Linked DNA regions of Homo sapiens: region 1 is linked to region 2. The links are chromatin loops, found by intact Hi-C in ENCODE. Cell type or tissue: mammary epithelial cell. All regions are shown on one strand. Region 1 overlaps EPHB2 (EPH receptor B2). Region 2 holds the start of MIR4253 (microRNA 4253).

Region 1 (8,000 bases), 72 kb before region 2:
TTCCTAGGCTGGTGTGAGGAGTCAGGAACTTGAGGCATGCAAAGTACTTGTAATGGTTTCCAGTACACAGGAAGTGCTTAATAGATGTTAACTAAATGAGATGATGTGTACAAAGCCCAGATGCTCAGCCTGTGAGCTGCAATGGTGGTGCTGGGGGTATAGGGGACTTGAAGCTACTTGTGTCATGTCCTCTTGCATTCCCCATTGGATTCAGAGGTTGGGGCCAGATCCTGGGGTGCCTCAGATGCCAGGTTAAAGGTTTGGACCCTAATCCAGTGGCCTTGGAGAAGGCCAGGGATACTTTAGCCTGGGGGTGGTTGCAGTGATCCTTACGTGATAAAATGCTTGTTAAATCTACCAGCTCTGTGCTTCCTCCCTCGGAGACAAGCAAGGCAGCTTTTCAAGATACCTAGAAGGACAGATGGGGGTGCCAGAGACAGGAGGAAGGGGCCTATAAGGGAACCATTGTTTTCATCTCAAGAGACAGCCTGGAGTGGGGCATCCACCTGTGCTGGGGAAGAGGAGAGGCGAGATCAAAGGATGTTTTGCCAATGAAAGGGATAGGATGGGAAGGAAGACAGGATGGAAAGGGAGGAGAGGTAAGAGTCACAGGGAACAGGGCATTCCAGCTTGCAGAAAGGTGATGGTTCTAGAAAAGAAATGGGCAAGTTAGGAGAAAGGGCTGGTTTCTTGGGGAAGATAACAAATTTGGTTTTACGTCCTTGGGTATAAAAGTGCACAGCCTTGGAAGGTGGCAGTGGTGAGACAGTGTGTGGGTGGCAGAACAAGTGAATGGGAAACCAGCCACTCACTGTTGATGGTTTGTTCAGTCATCAAACTTTTACTGAGCCTGCTCTGTGTTAGACCTTATGTTGAGCATCAGGCAGTACAGAGAAGAATCAGACTGTGGCTCTGCCTTCTGGAGCTCAGAGTCTAGCAAGGGAGACAGACAAATAAATGTACAAAGGTGGTGATGTGTTAGACTTGTTTTAATAGGAACTGCTCAGGCTACAGTGGGCGCAGAAAATGACAGAAGGCTTCACAGAGGAGGTGACATTGGAGCTGAGTCTTGGGTGGGTGGCCCAGGAATGCTGGAGGATGGAGCTGCATGAATAAAGGCCTGGGAACATGAATCAACTTGGCCCATTAGGGAGGCAGTTTTGGTATGGCCATGGCTAAGGGCTGGAGGAGGGATGTAGGAAGAACTGTGACAGGCGGGGTGTTCAGATGAGAAGGTATATTCATTACCTATTGCTGCATAAAAAACAACCAACAGATCAGGTATGGTGGCTCATGCCTGTAATCCTAGCACTTTGGGAGGCTGAGGCAGGAAGATTGCTTGAGCCCAGGAGTTTCAGACCAACCTGGGCAACATAGTGAGACCCTGTCTCTACAAAGAAAGAAAAAGAAAAAAATTAGCCAGGTGTGGTGATGTGCATCTGTAGTTCCAGCTACTTAGGAGGCTGAGGTGGGAGGATCGCTTGAGGCTGTAGTGGGCTATGATTATGCCACTGCACTCCAGCCTGGGTGACAGAGCAAGACCCTGTCTCTAAACAACAACAAACATGCATTATCTCATAGTTTCTGAGGGTCAGGAATCCAGGTGTGGTTTAGCTGGGTTCTTCTGGCTCAGATTTTCCCATGAGGTTGCACTCAAGGTGTGGCCTGGGGCTGCAGTTTCTTCTGAAGGCTGGACCAGGGAGGGGTCTGCTTTTAAGGTCACTCACGGGGTTGTTGGCAGGACTCTGTCCCTCACCACATGGGCCTCTTGCATGTGCAGTGACATTCCCCAGAGTGAGAGAGCCAAGAGAGAATACCAGCAAACACCCAAGACAGAAGCCACAATCTTTTATAACCTAATCCAGAAGTGACATCTTGCCACTTCTGCCATATTCTCTGCATTAAAAGCAAGTCACCCAATTCAGCCCATACCCCAGGGGAGGGAATTACACAGGGTGTGAATGCCAGGAGGTGGGATCATGGGGCCATGTTAGAGGCTGCCTGGCATAGGCAGGTTCTCAGAGTCAGAGCTACTCCTTGCAGATGGTGAGGGTGCAAGGTGGGGCAGGGTTAAGGTGTGCCCAGCCCTGGCTCCCTTCCAGGCTCCCTTCCACTCTCATCTTCCCCTGGACCTGAAAGCCTCCCCAAGGCCTCAGCCCAGCCCAGCCATCCACTGAGTGTGAGTGGGGTCCAGTCAGGGTGTGATTAATGAGCTCAGGGAGCCCAGAAGGACACCAGCTGTTGCTGTGGCCTGTGCTGCTGTCACCCAGATGTGAGGCTGCTGCAGCCCAAGCCCCATAGGCACTGGCCCTGCTGGAGCAGGACGTGCAGGAATGGTGATTCCAGCTCACATCCAAGTAACATTGGCCAAGTGCTTTCTCGTCCTCTAGCTTAGGGCTTCTCAACCTTTATTGTGGATCAGAGTCACCTGGTTAGTTGGTTAAAGTGCAGGTTTCTGGGTCTGACTCAAACCTCTCCCCCAGGTCTGGGAATGTGGCTCTGAGATGGGGCCAAGAATCAGCAGGGTTTATTTTGTTTTGTTTTTTTGTCTTTTGTTTTTGTTTTTTTTTTTTTTTTTTTGTGACAGGGTCTCACTTTATCACTCAGGCTGGAGCGTAGTGGTGCAGTCTCAACTCACTGCAAGCTCTGCCTCCTGGGTTCAAGCAATTCTTGTGCCTCAGCCTCCTGAGTAGCTGGGATTACAGGCGTGCACCATCATGCCCAGCTAATTTTTGTATTTTTAGTAGAGATGGGGTTTCACCATGTTGACCAGGCTGGTCTCGAACTCCTGGACTCAAGTGATCCACCTGCCTTAGCCTCCCTAAAGCTGGGATTACAGGCATGAGCCACCGTGCCCAGCTGGAATCAGCATTTTTAAACAAGCAGTCCTGATGATTCTGTACCAGGACCATGAGCTCAGACGCACGATGTGATAACACATGTTTGGCTGGACCAAGCTGGGACCTAAGGCCAAAGAAAGGACACTAGCCCAGCCCCAACACCACCCCAGGGATTGTCCTCCCTGGGGCAGTGGAACATTAGCAGAATCTCTAAGAGGATGTGGTTTGAAAAGATGCATTTAATATTGAGATATAATTTAATAGGAAAACATCCATTGCTTTGTTAATATAAATTAGAGAAAATAAGGCTGGATTAAGTCTTCTTGGCAGATGGAGAGTGGGGGAGTCCTCAGAGGGAGTGGCCACCATTCCTGGTGTGGGCAGTGATGGTGAACAAAGGCTTACTAGTTCCCAGTGCAGTGAGTGGGCTAAACTGATTCAATCTGACCAACTTCTCTGGTGCCTACTGTGTACAGGGCACAGCGGGAGAGGGGAGGGGCCTGGGGAAGCCAACCATTCAACATGCATGTTTTGAGTAACCTCTGTGGGTCATTTAGCCCTCTAACAAATATGCGTTGCATACCTGCTGTGAGCCAGACACATTCCAGGTGCAGGGAGATACGGAAATGAACAAGACGGACACATCAGTGCCCTCCCAGAGTTTTTTGTCTGAGTGGGTGGATAGGAGAAGACAGAAGAAAAAGTCAGTGAGCAAATAAATAAACTAGTTGCAGAATGTGATGAGTGAAGGGGGAAAGAATTGTGCAACAATAGAGATCAAAAAGTGGCCGTGCTTCAGGAAGGGCTTCCTGGAAGAGGTATCATTGAGCTGATGGGCCTGAGAAGGCTGTGGGGAAAGCATTCCAGGCAGAGGGTCCCTGAGAAACCCTGACACTCAGGGCTTGGTCTGAAGTGGCTCCTGGGTGAGCAGGGGACTCAGACACCCAGGGAACGAGGCAGAGTATGGTGCTGCCACAAATGAGATCCATCCAGGCAAAGTGCTTTGAGAATATGAGGAAAAAGCCATCTTGTATGACTGGGTATCTCAGAAGGCTTCAAGGAGGGAGTAGCATTTGAATTAGGCCTTGAAGAGTGAGTAGGATTTGGATGGGTGAAGGTAGGGAGGAAGGGAATTGTAGGCAGAGAGAACTATACGAATAAAGGCCCCAAGGTGTGACAGTACAAGGCATATTTGATGGGTAGAAAGGGCTTTGCAGTGTATAGGGATTAGGACACAATTTTCCCCTATTTATTCACCTGTTCATTTTTTATCGCATGCCTAATCGGGGTCTACACTGGGCATACAGCTGCCAGGTGAGGATTCCTGGGACTTCCTTTAGAAGAGCCCTGTTCCCTCCCCAACCCCAGTCCCCGCTGGGGCTTCCTGCCAGCAGGTCTGCTGGGAGTGGCAGAAGGTGTCCCTGGAATGCCTTCTTTGCAGCAGCTGCCCGCACCCAAGTCTGTTTCTCTGACTCTTTCTAGAGTATGATAGGTGTGATTGTGAATGTTCCCCTGCCCCAGTTTCTCCAAGCCTGCCTGTCTCCAGATCCCTGTTCTCCTTGGTCTCTCCTTACCCACCTCAGTCCCACTTCTGCCTGCCCAGCAGGAACCCCCAACCTAGCCTTCTTTGGGGACCTTGCTCTGTTCTCTCCCAGTGGCCAACCCGCATCTGCGAGGGATCTGGAGGCAGTTCCGCAGTGAGCATGATTGCTGCGATGCTATCGGACGTAATGGGATTTTTAATATTTAGCTTGGATGGGGAGAGGGGCTGCTAGCCAGCTCGGGGTGGTTGCACGCACATGTTGATTCGCTGGCTCCAGCTCAGACTCCCCAGTTCCCAGCTGCTGGGTTTCTCCTCCCAGCCTCTCCCTCTTGTCTGCCCTGCCCTGCTGTGCAGCCCCTGCTCTCTCCCCAGCTCATGGCCTCTCCTTGACCTTGGCTTCAGAGACCTGCTTTCAAACCCCAGCCCTACCTCTCACTAGCTGTGTGACCTTGGGTGAGCCACTGACCCTCTCCCAACCTTTGTTTTCTCATCTGCAAAACAGAATAAACAGAGGGCTGTTATACAGAGTAAATGAGAAAATACCCAGAAGAGTGTTATAAAAATAAGATTAAGGACTTTTATGAACACTGTCTTTGCCTGTGAACTTTTTTTTTTTCCTGGTGAGCTTTTTATTTTGAGGAAAAAATAACTTTTCCTTATCACAAAAGCAATGCAGGTTATTTGTAGAATCTTTAGAAATTACTGATAAGCAAAAAGGAAGAAATTAAAATCACCCATAATCCTATCATCCAGAAATAAGCACTGTGAAACAAACTGGTATAGGTTCTTCCAGGTGGATTTATGTGTATTTACACATACTGATTTTTTGTTTTAAGAAAAAAATGGACTTCTGCTTAAATTACATGGGTTTCTTTCTTTCTTTCTTTCTTTCTTTCTTTTTTTTTTTTTTTTTTTCCTTTCAGAGAGACAGGATCTCACTATGTTGTCCAGGCTGGTCTTGAACTCGTGGCCACAAATGATCCTCCCACCTCAGCCTCCCAAAGTGTTGGAATTATAGGCATGAACCACCATGCCCAGGAGGAGAATTTTTGATAATAATATTTTGTGGACATCTTTGCATATCATGTCAGAGCTATAACATCATTGTGGAGAAGCTCTTAGGATCCCATAGAATAAATGTACCGTAATTTATTTACTACTGCTCTGTTGATTGACAGATAGATTGCTTGCAGTATTTCACTATCTTAAACAAATGCTGGGGTGAGCCTCATTGTTTCTCTGTCTTTTTGCATTGCTGCTGATATTTGCGTAGGATACATTTCTAGGCGTGGAATTGTAGGGTCAAAGGGCATGTACTTTTTTTAGAGCTTTTGACAAACATTGCCAAATTACCCTCCAGAAAGGCTGGACCAAGTTACCCTCCAAGCAGCTGCCTTTGAGAGTGCCTGTTTGCTGGCATGCTCTCCAGCATGGGATGTTATGCCTGTGGCTTTATTTTCTGTTTCACTCCAGAATCCTGTGCTTCCCAGCCAAGGGAGGGAGGGGCCAGGGGTCCTTTCTGGGCCTTCAGAGTTGGATCCTCCTTCCCACCCTGCTTTCAGCTCGAGCCCTTCTTACAGAGGCTGGACCAGTGGCCCAGAAGTGTCTGGGGGAGTCTGCGGGGGTGGGGTGCGGTCAATGGGGTGGGCTCTGGGAGGGAGGCCGCCAGCTGGCAGCCTGTGCTATGCTGACTGGGGAAGGGTGTGAGGGTTGGAATGCTGGGTGGGAGGGGAGGCCCAGACCCCCACATAGAAATTCTGCTGCTTCTCTTCAAGGACAGGGTGGAGACACCCAGTTGAGGGAGAAGGAGGGGGGACAGACAACTCCTGCAGACCCCCAGGCTCAGGCCAGGGCTGAGACCACACAGGCCAGCCTTTTGTGAAGGGAATTAGATAGGGACCCTGGCCAATGTACTCAAGTGATTCAGGCCTTTGCTCTTAAAAATAGGAAAAATTCTACACCCTCCCCAACTTCCCCTTTCCTATCCATCCATTGGTCCATCCATCCATCCATCCATCCATCCATCTGTCCATGATACATCCATCCATCAGACATCCACTGAAATCATTCAGCTCTTGATTTTTCTTCTTCTTGGAGGGCTCAGTGATGTCTTCATTGAGGACCAGGAAGCTAACACTTGTTGAGTGTCATGTGCCAGGCATTAGGGGGCCTTGGAAATGGCCATGATGACCCCTGCCCCCAAGGCCCACCCAGCCTAGAGATGGTGACAGATACATCTACAGACAGTGAAGGTGCAGGGGGACTGGGGTTGTGCTGAGGAAAGCAGAGCAGGCAGGGAGGGTCTGTGGAAGCTGACGGAGGCACCCAGCCCATCCAGGGGAGCGTCAGCCAGGAACAGGCGGTCAGAGGACGGCCTCCAGGAGGAGGGGCCACTGCGGTGGAAGCTGAGCGAGGAGCAAGAGTTAGGCAGGTGAGGAGGAGGTGGAAAGGCCTGGAGGCAGCCAGAGTGCATGCTCCTGGGAAGGGTGGGGGTCAGTCACCTCAGTCCTCTCTCCTCTCTGAGTCAGCTAAATGGAAGGTTCTGGATCTCAGGACATGAGATGATTCTTTCTCTCTGGTCTTCAAATTCCTAGTGATCTGGGTAGGAAATATGGGACAATTTGGGCTTCAGAACAGCTCATTCATTTTTCACTCAAATACCACTTCCAGGACACCTGCTGTGTACCAGTTCCTAGGCCAGGTGTGGGAGCTGCCCAGATGCTGAAGGCCCTCCGTACCGTCCCTCGGGCTGCCAGTCTAGGGCGCAGGAGAGAGCTCTATCCATAACTACAGACTTGGGGTGCTTAGGAGGGAATGGGGAGAGAGCCAAGAAGGCTTCCTGGAGGAGGAGCCATTTTCCCAGGGCTTTGGAGGATGAGAAGAACCAAGGGCTGAAAGGGCAATTAGTCCAGGAAAAAAATGGTTGGAAATGGTGGTGGTTTTTTTCTTTTTAAACCCTAGCCTCTTGCTTATCCCCAGACAAGGTGCAGCCATCCAGGGAAGAGCAGAAGAAAGGTGTTCTTGGCCAAGGGAGGATGGTGGAAGTGCTGCCAGGGTTTCAGTTCTACTGCCCTCGCAGGCTGAGGGTAGTCCTGAGAGGCCTGGAGGAGGCCCGAGACAGGGAGGTGAAAGGTGCCACCTGTGTGTCCCGCACTGTGGTATATGCTATGCTTCCATTATCTTATTGAAACTTCTGTTGGTATTATTAGCTCTATTTTACAAATGATGAGACTGAGGCCCAGAGAGGGTCATCAAGCTGCCCAAGGCCACACAGCCACTAAGTAGCCAAGCTAGAATTTGAACCTGGCTTTCTGCAGCTTGCTGGGACAACTTATTAACCTGAAGAGATTAATAAGTTGTCCAGATGTACTCACCTTTTATACCTGAATGTACTCACCTTTTATACCTGAGGCCCATGTCTTATCCACATGGTCATTGAGTCCCAATCCTGTAGACCCTATGGAGAGTGACCAGCAGGGTGTGATAGAAAGAACCTCAGTTTGCTTACCTGGGAAATGGAAACATTACACCCTGGCCTGCCTACCTCCAGATGACGGAGGATCCCCTGAGATGGTGGAAGTGAAAAGAGCTTGGCAGATAACCGGCTAAGGGGCTCA
Region 2 (8,000 bases):
CGTGACATGCAGGTGCCAGCAGGACAGGTTCCCTTCCCACCCAGAAGTTGGGAGTGGTGTGGCCCCCCGGGCACTGTGGGCAGTGGCCACCCAGACCTCTCAGAGGTAGCTGATGGGAGCTGAGGCCCCAGTGCACCCCACAGTCACACAGTAGACTTGGGATCAGAATTGGCCTCTGCTACTGAAGAGCTATGTCTGTCTGTTCCTCTCTGGGCCTCAGTTTCCTCAAATGTCAACTAAGGGGGTGGGGCTCGATCCCCTTCCAGCCCCTCATTCATCCACCCATCACCCACTAGAAACCCAGCATTATACTGGGAGTTTACAGTCCAGCCAGGTAGACACATTCATAAGCAAGTAATTAAAATAGGCACTGTATACAAAAAAATTAGCCCGGCGTGGTGGTGCATGCCTGTAATCCCAGCTACTTGGGAGGCGGAGGCAGGAGAATCACTTGAACCTGGGAGGCAGAGGTTGCAATGAGCCAAGATCATGCCACTGCACTCCAGCCTGGTCAACACAGCGAGACTCCGTCTCAATAAATAAATAAAATAGACCCTGCCAGGGGGCTCAGGGAAGACTTCCTAGAAGAGATGATGTCTTAAAGGGGTCTAGGAGTTTGCCTGATGGTGAAGGGAAGGCATTCTAAGCAATGAGGGCAGATGGACAAAAGCCAGGGGTGTGGGGTGGGCCTGGTGGGGGGGGGGGTATTGTACCTAGGTGAGTGTGAGAGAGCACCAGACACTGAGGTAGGAGTGGTGGGCAAGTACCAGCCCCCTGGGGCCCAGGGGCCCTGCAGAGTTTGGGCTTCCCATGTCTGCTTGGGGAGCTGATGTGGACATTTTAAGATAGTGGCTTCATTGAGATAAAATTCACATACCAGACAATTTGCCTATTTAAATTGTACAAATAAGGCTGGGCTCAGTGGCTCATGTCTGTAATCCCAGCACTTTGGGAGCCAAGGCGGGTGGATCACTTGAGGTCAGGAGTTCGTGACCAGCCTGGCCAACATGGTGAAACCCCGTGTCTACTAAAAATACAAATTAGCCAGGCATGGTGGCACGCGCCTGTAGTCCCAGCTACTCGGGAGGCTGAGGCAGGAGAATCGCTTGAACCCGGGAGATGGAGGCTGCAGTGAGCCGAGATTGTGCCACTGCACTCCAGCCTGGGTGACAGAGCGAGACTCCATCTCAAAAAAGAAAAACAAATTATACAAATCAGTGGTTTCTAGTGTATTCACAGAATTGTGCAACCATCACCACAATCAATTTTAGAACATACTCATCACCCCAAAAAGAAGCCCTGTTCCCCATTAGCACCTCCTCCCCCTGCTCCCCTATCCCCAGCCATTGGCAACCACGCATCGACTTTCTGTCTCTTTCGATGTGCCTGTGCTGGGCCTGTTTCATATAAATGGAATCCTGCTTTCATGGCTGGCTTCTTTCACTGAGCACGATGTGTCCAGGGTTCACCTGTACCGTAGCATGTGTCAATGCTTCGTTCCTTTTTATGGCCGAATAGTATTCCAACGTATGTGCCATTGTGGATTTTTAAGACTTGGAAAGGTCTGCACTCCAGAGAGCTAGTTTGGAGAGTGGGTGGGTGGGAGGAGGCCAGATGGCGTGAGAGGCTGAGGAGTGGGTGGAAAGAGCTTTCTAGATGCTGGCAGCGGGGGGAGCGGCCAAGACCAGACCAGAGACTGCTGAGGAGGGAAGACCTAGTAATTGATTGGCTGTGGGGGGACAGGGTGGAGAGTGATGCCACTTCCCAGGGCAGAGAAGAGTGAGTTTCATGAAGCAGTGCCATAGATACAGAAATGATACAGTGCCCGGTGGTGGGGGTCGAACCTGGCCAGGCAACAGAGCAAATGAAGGGCGGCTTAGGGCAGGGGCAGCCTGGGGAGTCTGAGAGGGAGCCAGGACACTGCAAGGGGGAGAGGGCAGCCAGAAAGGCAGTCCAGATGGAGAGGCTGGCACCGCACAGAGGGGAGAGAGAGCAGCCACCCACTGGCGGCCCCCCCGGGAATGCCCCGCAGATGGAGGAGGGATGCTGAGCTGGGCAGGCTGTCTCCAGAGAGGGAGCAGGAGGAGCCTGATCTTGGGGCCAAAACCCTTTGGCATCTCTAAGGATGGTTCTAGACCTTCCTGGAAGCCTTGTGCCCCCATTCTGCAGAGGAGGAAACCCGTTCAGAGAGGCCGACTGCTCGACCAGAGCTGGGGCTGCAGCCTGCATGTCCTGACTGCCCAGAAGCTCTGGGCAGTGCCAAGATGGTGAGGCTGCCCCTTCATCCAGCCATCAGGGAAAGGTCGGTGCCCAAGAGGAAGGCGAGAGGGAGGGCAGGACGACTCAGGGGACCCAGACCCAGTGCAGTAATCCTCATGATTACTTTATGTGGTAGATGCTCTTACCAATGAGAACAATGTAGCTCAGAGAGGTCAAATAACTTGTCTAAGGTCTCTCAGCAAATTGCTTTTGAACCAGATGGCTTAGTACTGCCAGGAACTGTTACAAGTGTTTTTACATAAGTTAAGCAATATAAACTGACAACAACTCTAGGAGGTAGATACTGTTGTCCCATTTTACAGATAAGGAAACAGTTTAAGTGACTTCCCCGAGGCCACACTGCTCACACAGGTGGGTCTGGGTTTGCCAGCAGCCTGCACACTAACCACTATGTTCACTGCCCTCCTGCTTGCATGGCCTCCAAAGCCCATGCTCATTCCACTTAAGGAGGCAGCTCCAAGATGTATTTATGGGCCAGGTGTGGTGGCTTTTGCTTGTAATCCCAGCACTCTGGGAGGCTGAGGCAGGAGGACTGCTTGAGCCCAGGAGTTCAAGACCAGCCTGAGCAACATAGTGAGACCCCCCATCTCTACAAAAATAAAAATAAAATTAATAACAACAACAAAAGAAGTATTTACAGAGCACTTGCTGGGTGCAGATTCTAAGCTAGGCACAGGACAAGCAGCTGTGAGTCAGACATGGCTCTGATCCTGGGGGAGTTGAGAGCATGGCCAGGAGACCCCCAGAAAAATAATTTTGGTGGGTAAGTAAAGCACTCTGAACCCAAGCAATGTTCTGGGCCCCAAGAAAGGCAGGGTCTCTGAGGCCAGAGCTGGTTGAGGGTTGAGGGAGGGTGGTTTGCTAAGACTTGGACTGGGAAGATAAGCCTTGAAGACTAGAGCTGGAAAAAATGAACTAGGGAAATTTATGTTAATTGTTTACATACACAGAAACTAATGTCCAGAGAAGCTGAGTCACTTGCTGAAGAACCCACAGCACCCAGGCATAAAATGTACTCCCGGTGAGGGCCTGGGGGCCTGTGGATGGTTTAGCTGCATTTCATCCCAAGGAGATGAAATGTTTGTTGCAAAGCTGTTTCCTGTCCACCCACTTACCCATTGCACAATCTCTTCCAGGTATCATAGCAGAGCTGGGTTCATGAACCCAGCAGGCTGAAGCTGGGAGAGGGGCAGGGCCTAGACCCTCAGCCTCCTGATTCTCAGCCCAGGGCCAGCAAGAAGAGGAAGGTGGATTTGAATATGTGTGCACACAAGGCAGTTGCCTCTTATAGGCCCTAACCTCATACTCAGAGCTACAGTGGGGGTGGACTCCATATCAGGGATGATGGCCACAGCCCATGGGAGAAGCCAAATGAGGGCCGAGTGCAAGCAGTGCCCTCCTTAGGCTGGCCCTGGTACTGCAGGCCCGCCTTTTATTAATATTTTAATAAATTGATCACATATTCATTGGGCACCTATACTGTGCAAGGCCTTGTGCCATGGGCCTTACGCTTAAGCAGAATACTCACAATGACCCTGCAGAGATGGGCCTTAGAATCCTAATTTTACAAATAAGAAAACTGAGTCTGAGTAGTTAAGCAGCTTGTCTGGGGCTGCACAGCTAGTAAAAGGCCTAGCCAGTACTCAAAGCCAGGTCGGTCTTATTCCAAAAGTAGTGTCCTCCTCTATTCTACCACATCACCTCTCTACACTGCCCTAGGACTTTTCTTCTGCCGTATAATCATCTTAATTGTCTGTAACCCAAGGATCTAGTTCTAAGAATCAGGGCCCAGCCAGACATTATTAAGCAAGACCAGGACCCATGCACACTGCCCCAGACATCTTCAGATGTGCCTCCTAACTAGGTCAGGATTGATTCTAGAGACCATGACACAGCCAAGCTGGGATAGGTGAGGGAAGATTGCTGGGAGCCCTAGACAGCTCACGGACAAGAAACTAGGGAGCCCTGACAGAATTAGAACTCCCACGTTGGGGCCTGGAGACTTCAAACCCTTCAAGAGATGAGATTTTCCAGCAGTGGTGCTGCATGGCCCCTCCGCGAGGCTGTGTGGCCCCTCCGTGAGGCTGCGTGGCTCGTGACCTCTCTGAGTCTTCATCCAGTTTCCTGGTGACTCTCCTTGTCTTCTCTCTCAGGTTGTCCATCTGGGACTTTCAAGGCCAACCAAGGGGATGAGGCCTGTACCCACTGTCCCATCAACAGCCGGACCACTTCTGAAGGGGCCACCAACTGTGTCTGCCGCAATGGCTACTACAGAGCAGACCTGGACCCCCTGGACATGCCCTGCACAAGTAAGTCCTAGGGCCCCTCAAGGGCGATGGCTGGCCGAGTCCCAGGTCTACCTGCAGAAAAGCTCAGAGTGAGGATTGGGTGCCGTCCGGTTACAGCCAGTCTTTCCCTGGTGGGAAGAGAAATGGAAAAGTGCTCAAGAAAGGGGCATCCTGGGGTGGCCATGCTCCCACCTTGCAGACACCACAGTGCTGGCATCTGGCTCCTTACCCCCTTCTGCTGAGTCACATGGAAGATAAAGTCAAGGTCTGGATTCACAAAGGGACAGGGGATGGGAGGCTTGGCAGGAGATGAAGCAACACAGGTAGTATATGTGGCAGAAAAGGCTGCCCAGTGTTCTAACCTGGCAGCAGCTGCCTGAATCACAGCCCAAGGTCCTCTAGGAAGGCACTGCCTGAGAACGCAGCGTCACAACCCCTGTATCTGTCAGGGATGGCATTCAGCTGTAAGTAACAGAGCTGAGCCCTATGGCTGAAACTGTACGGATTTATTCTCTCACCCAAAAGGAGCCCAAGGTAGACAGTCCTGGGACAGTATGGGCAATCCACGATGGCCTTTGGGGCCTGGCTCTTTCTGCCATTCAGAATGGCATAATCCTAGCTCACTGCAGCCTCAACCTCCTGGGCTCAGGTGCCCTCAGCCTTCTGCCCTCAGCCTCCTGAATACCTGGGATTACAGGCGTGCACCACCACACCCAGCTAATTTTTCTAATTTTTTGTAGAGACAGGGTCTCGCTATGTTGCCAAGGCTAGATTTGAACTCCCGGGCTCAAGGAATCTTCCCGCATCCTCCCAAAGTGCTGGATTACAGGCATGAGCCACCACGCCCAACCTAGTTTCTGTTCTTTTTTTTTTTTTTTTTTTTTTTTGAGATGGAGTTTCACTCTGTCGCCCAGGCTCTGGAATGCAATGGCATCATGATCTCAGCTCATGGCAACTTCCACCTCCCGGGTTCAAGTGGTTCTCCCACCTCAGCCTCCCGAGTAACTGGGATTACAGGCATCCGCCATCATGCCCGGCTAATTTTTTGTATTTTTAGTAGAGACGGGGTTTCCTATGTTGGCCAGGCTGGTCTTGAACTCCTGACCTCAGGTGATCCGCCTGCCTCGGCCTCCCAAAGTGCTGGGATTACAGGTGTTAGCCACTGTTGTTTCTGTTCTTAACGTCACTTCATAGTCCAGCATAGCTGCTGAAGTCCCAGCCATCACCCACATTTTAGGCAGCAGAAGCAGGGAAAGGACAAAGGGACACGCCATAGCTGTCTGTCTCTTTTTAAAGAAACAGCCCTAGTCAACAACTTCTGCTCTATATCAGTGGCAAGCACTTAAACACAGGAGGCTGGGAAATGCCATCTTTTAGCTGGACATATTGCCACCATGAATAAAGCTGGGCTGTTCTAAGGAAGAAGGAGAAAATAGATACTGGGCAGGTATAATTCCAAACGCAAAAATACTATCCTCAGTAACAAACACTGAGCAGTTTGTAAGCTGGGAGGAGAGAAAGGTTTGGGCAGATGTACAGCAGGCTAACTTGTATTCTAGAAACATTTCTCTGGTGGGGAGACAGGACAAAGAATTTAAGGAAGTCCTTTCAGAGGGGCTGAGCCAGAGCAGCGGGCACAGAGTGGTCACATGGGGAATAGTACCCCCTGAGCCCCCCACTGACCAACACCTCTCCCCCGCCCCAGCCATCCCCTCCGCGCCCCAGGCTGTGATTTCCAGTGTCAATGAGACCTCCCTCATGCTGGAGTGGACCCCTCCCCGCGACTCCGGAGGCCGAGAGGACCTCGTCTACAACATCATCTGCAAGAGCTGTGGCTCGGGCCGGGGTGCCTGCACCCGCTGCGGGGACAATGTACAGTACGCACCACGCCAGCTAGGCCTGACCGAGCCACGCATTTACATCAGTGACCTGCTGGCCCACACCCAGTACACCTTCGAGATCCAGGCTGTGAACGGCGTTACTGACCAGAGCCCCTTCTCGCCTCAGTTCGCCTCTGTGAACATCACCACCAACCAGGCAGGTAAGTGCTTCCGACGTGGGCCAGGGGAGTGCCCCATCGCGCTGTGCCAGGGAGGGTCCTGCAGTCCTCACAAAAGACTCCTTCACATCTATGGAGTGATTTCTTCTTTTCAAAGGCTTTTCATGTGATCGGTCCACCTGGGAGAGTAAGTGCTACCTCTTCATTGTAGTGGTATTAATAACAATTGCTCCCATTTGTTGAGTGCATATTATTGAAGGTAAAAGTTAAGCTGCTGTAACAAAAAGATCCAACATTAGGTGACTTAAAGGAGTGGAATGTATTTCTCTCTCATGGGAGAATCCAGAGGTGAGCAGTCCACGTCAGCGTGGTGACTCTGATCCACTCAGAGACTCAGGGACCCAGGTTATTTCCGTGTCATTTCCCCACGTCCCCTGCTCCTTGTCTGTATGATTCAAGCTGAGTCTCAGGCATGTCTGTGCGAAGAGAGGGAAGACAGGGCAGCAATGATGTTTGAAGCAAGGTAGGTAGAGGCAGCATCTTTCTCTTTTGCATGCATTCCACGGGCAGGGCCTCAGTCACGTGGCCTCACTGAGACCCAGGAGAGCCCAGAGATGTCATCTCTTGCAGCCTAACTTGTACCTCCATCACAAGTGCTTTCTGTGAAGTTCAGCCCACTCCAGTCTTAACTCCAGCAAAACTCTCCTCAAGCTCACCTTTAGTAACCTTTTCTGTGGCCTCACGTCATCCTCCACCCCCCACCCTTCTTTCCTTCACGGCAAAAAAGGAAGTTGCCGGCCACCACAGTCTCCCCTCCACCCTGTTCTCTCTCTAGTCCCCACTCCACTTGGGCTCCTAGCCTCCCCTCTCTACCAGGACCACTGTCCTCAGTGTCATAGGAGGCTAAGTCCTAGAGATGCTTCCCAGCCTCATCCCCCCACCTGAGGGCCACATGAGATTATCGAGGACATTATGCTATCTGTGGGTAGAAGATCTCATGGTTGGCACTGTGAGTGTGCCCCTCAGTTATTCACTCAGCAACCTTTGCCAAACCCCTACAGTAAGCATGGTCAGGGCCATGTCCATGGAAGAGCTAAGGGAGGCCAGGCTGCAAGAGGGAAAGTGACTGGGCTCCCGAGCTGATCTTTCTGATGTAGGGTGGGGCCCACATGGTAAGCATGCAGGGATCCAGTTGTGGAAGTCCAGGCCCAGGAAGTCTTCCTGGAGGAGGTGGAATTTGACTTGCAGTTTGAAGGACCAGTCGAAATTTTTTCTTTAGAGATGGAGTCTTGTATGTTGCCCAGGCTCATCTTGAACTCCTGGCCTCAAGTGATCCTCCTGCCTCAGCCTCCCAAAGTGCTGGGATTACAAACAAGAGCTGCTTCACCCAGCCAGTAGAATGTTGAAGGGAACAATAGAAAAAAATGGAATTC

The links. A loop is a pair of places that touch in the nucleus more often than their neighbours do. Peaks named below come from ENCODE experiments on the same cell type or tissue, not always from the same donor. Only the 100,000 strongest peaks of a DNase experiment are listed, where the experiment ranks them.
Region 1: it touches region 2 in a loop (5-fold over the local background); 3 of 110 quality-filtered maps call a loop at or near these places.

What each region holds. Positions count from the first base shown.
Region 1 is chr1:22,786,193-22,794,192 of GRCh38, forward strand. All of the region lies in intron 3 of EPHB2 (EPH receptor B2), which reads left to right. Among named protein-coding and RNA genes, the nearest start is that of MIR4684, 71 kb to the left of the region's middle. RefSeq lists enhancers at 4,588-5,088, 6,274-6,803. In mammary epithelial cell, no CTCF peak of the experiment used is centred here; DNase peaks (open chromatin) are centred at 2,419 and 3,359; H3K27ac peaks cover 876 bases.
Region 2 is chr1:22,858,604-22,866,603 of GRCh38, forward strand. EPHB2 (EPH receptor B2) reads left to right here. Exons shown (of 16, transcript NM_017449.5): 4 at 4,434-4,589; 5 at 6,274-6,609. It overlaps MIR4253 (microRNA 4253), which reads right to left and starts at 4,623; the gene lies at 4,556-4,623. RefSeq lists a silencer at 6,422-6,767. In mammary epithelial cell, a CTCF peak has its summit at 3,678; a DNase peak (open chromatin) is centred at 3,368; H3K27ac peaks cover 550 bases.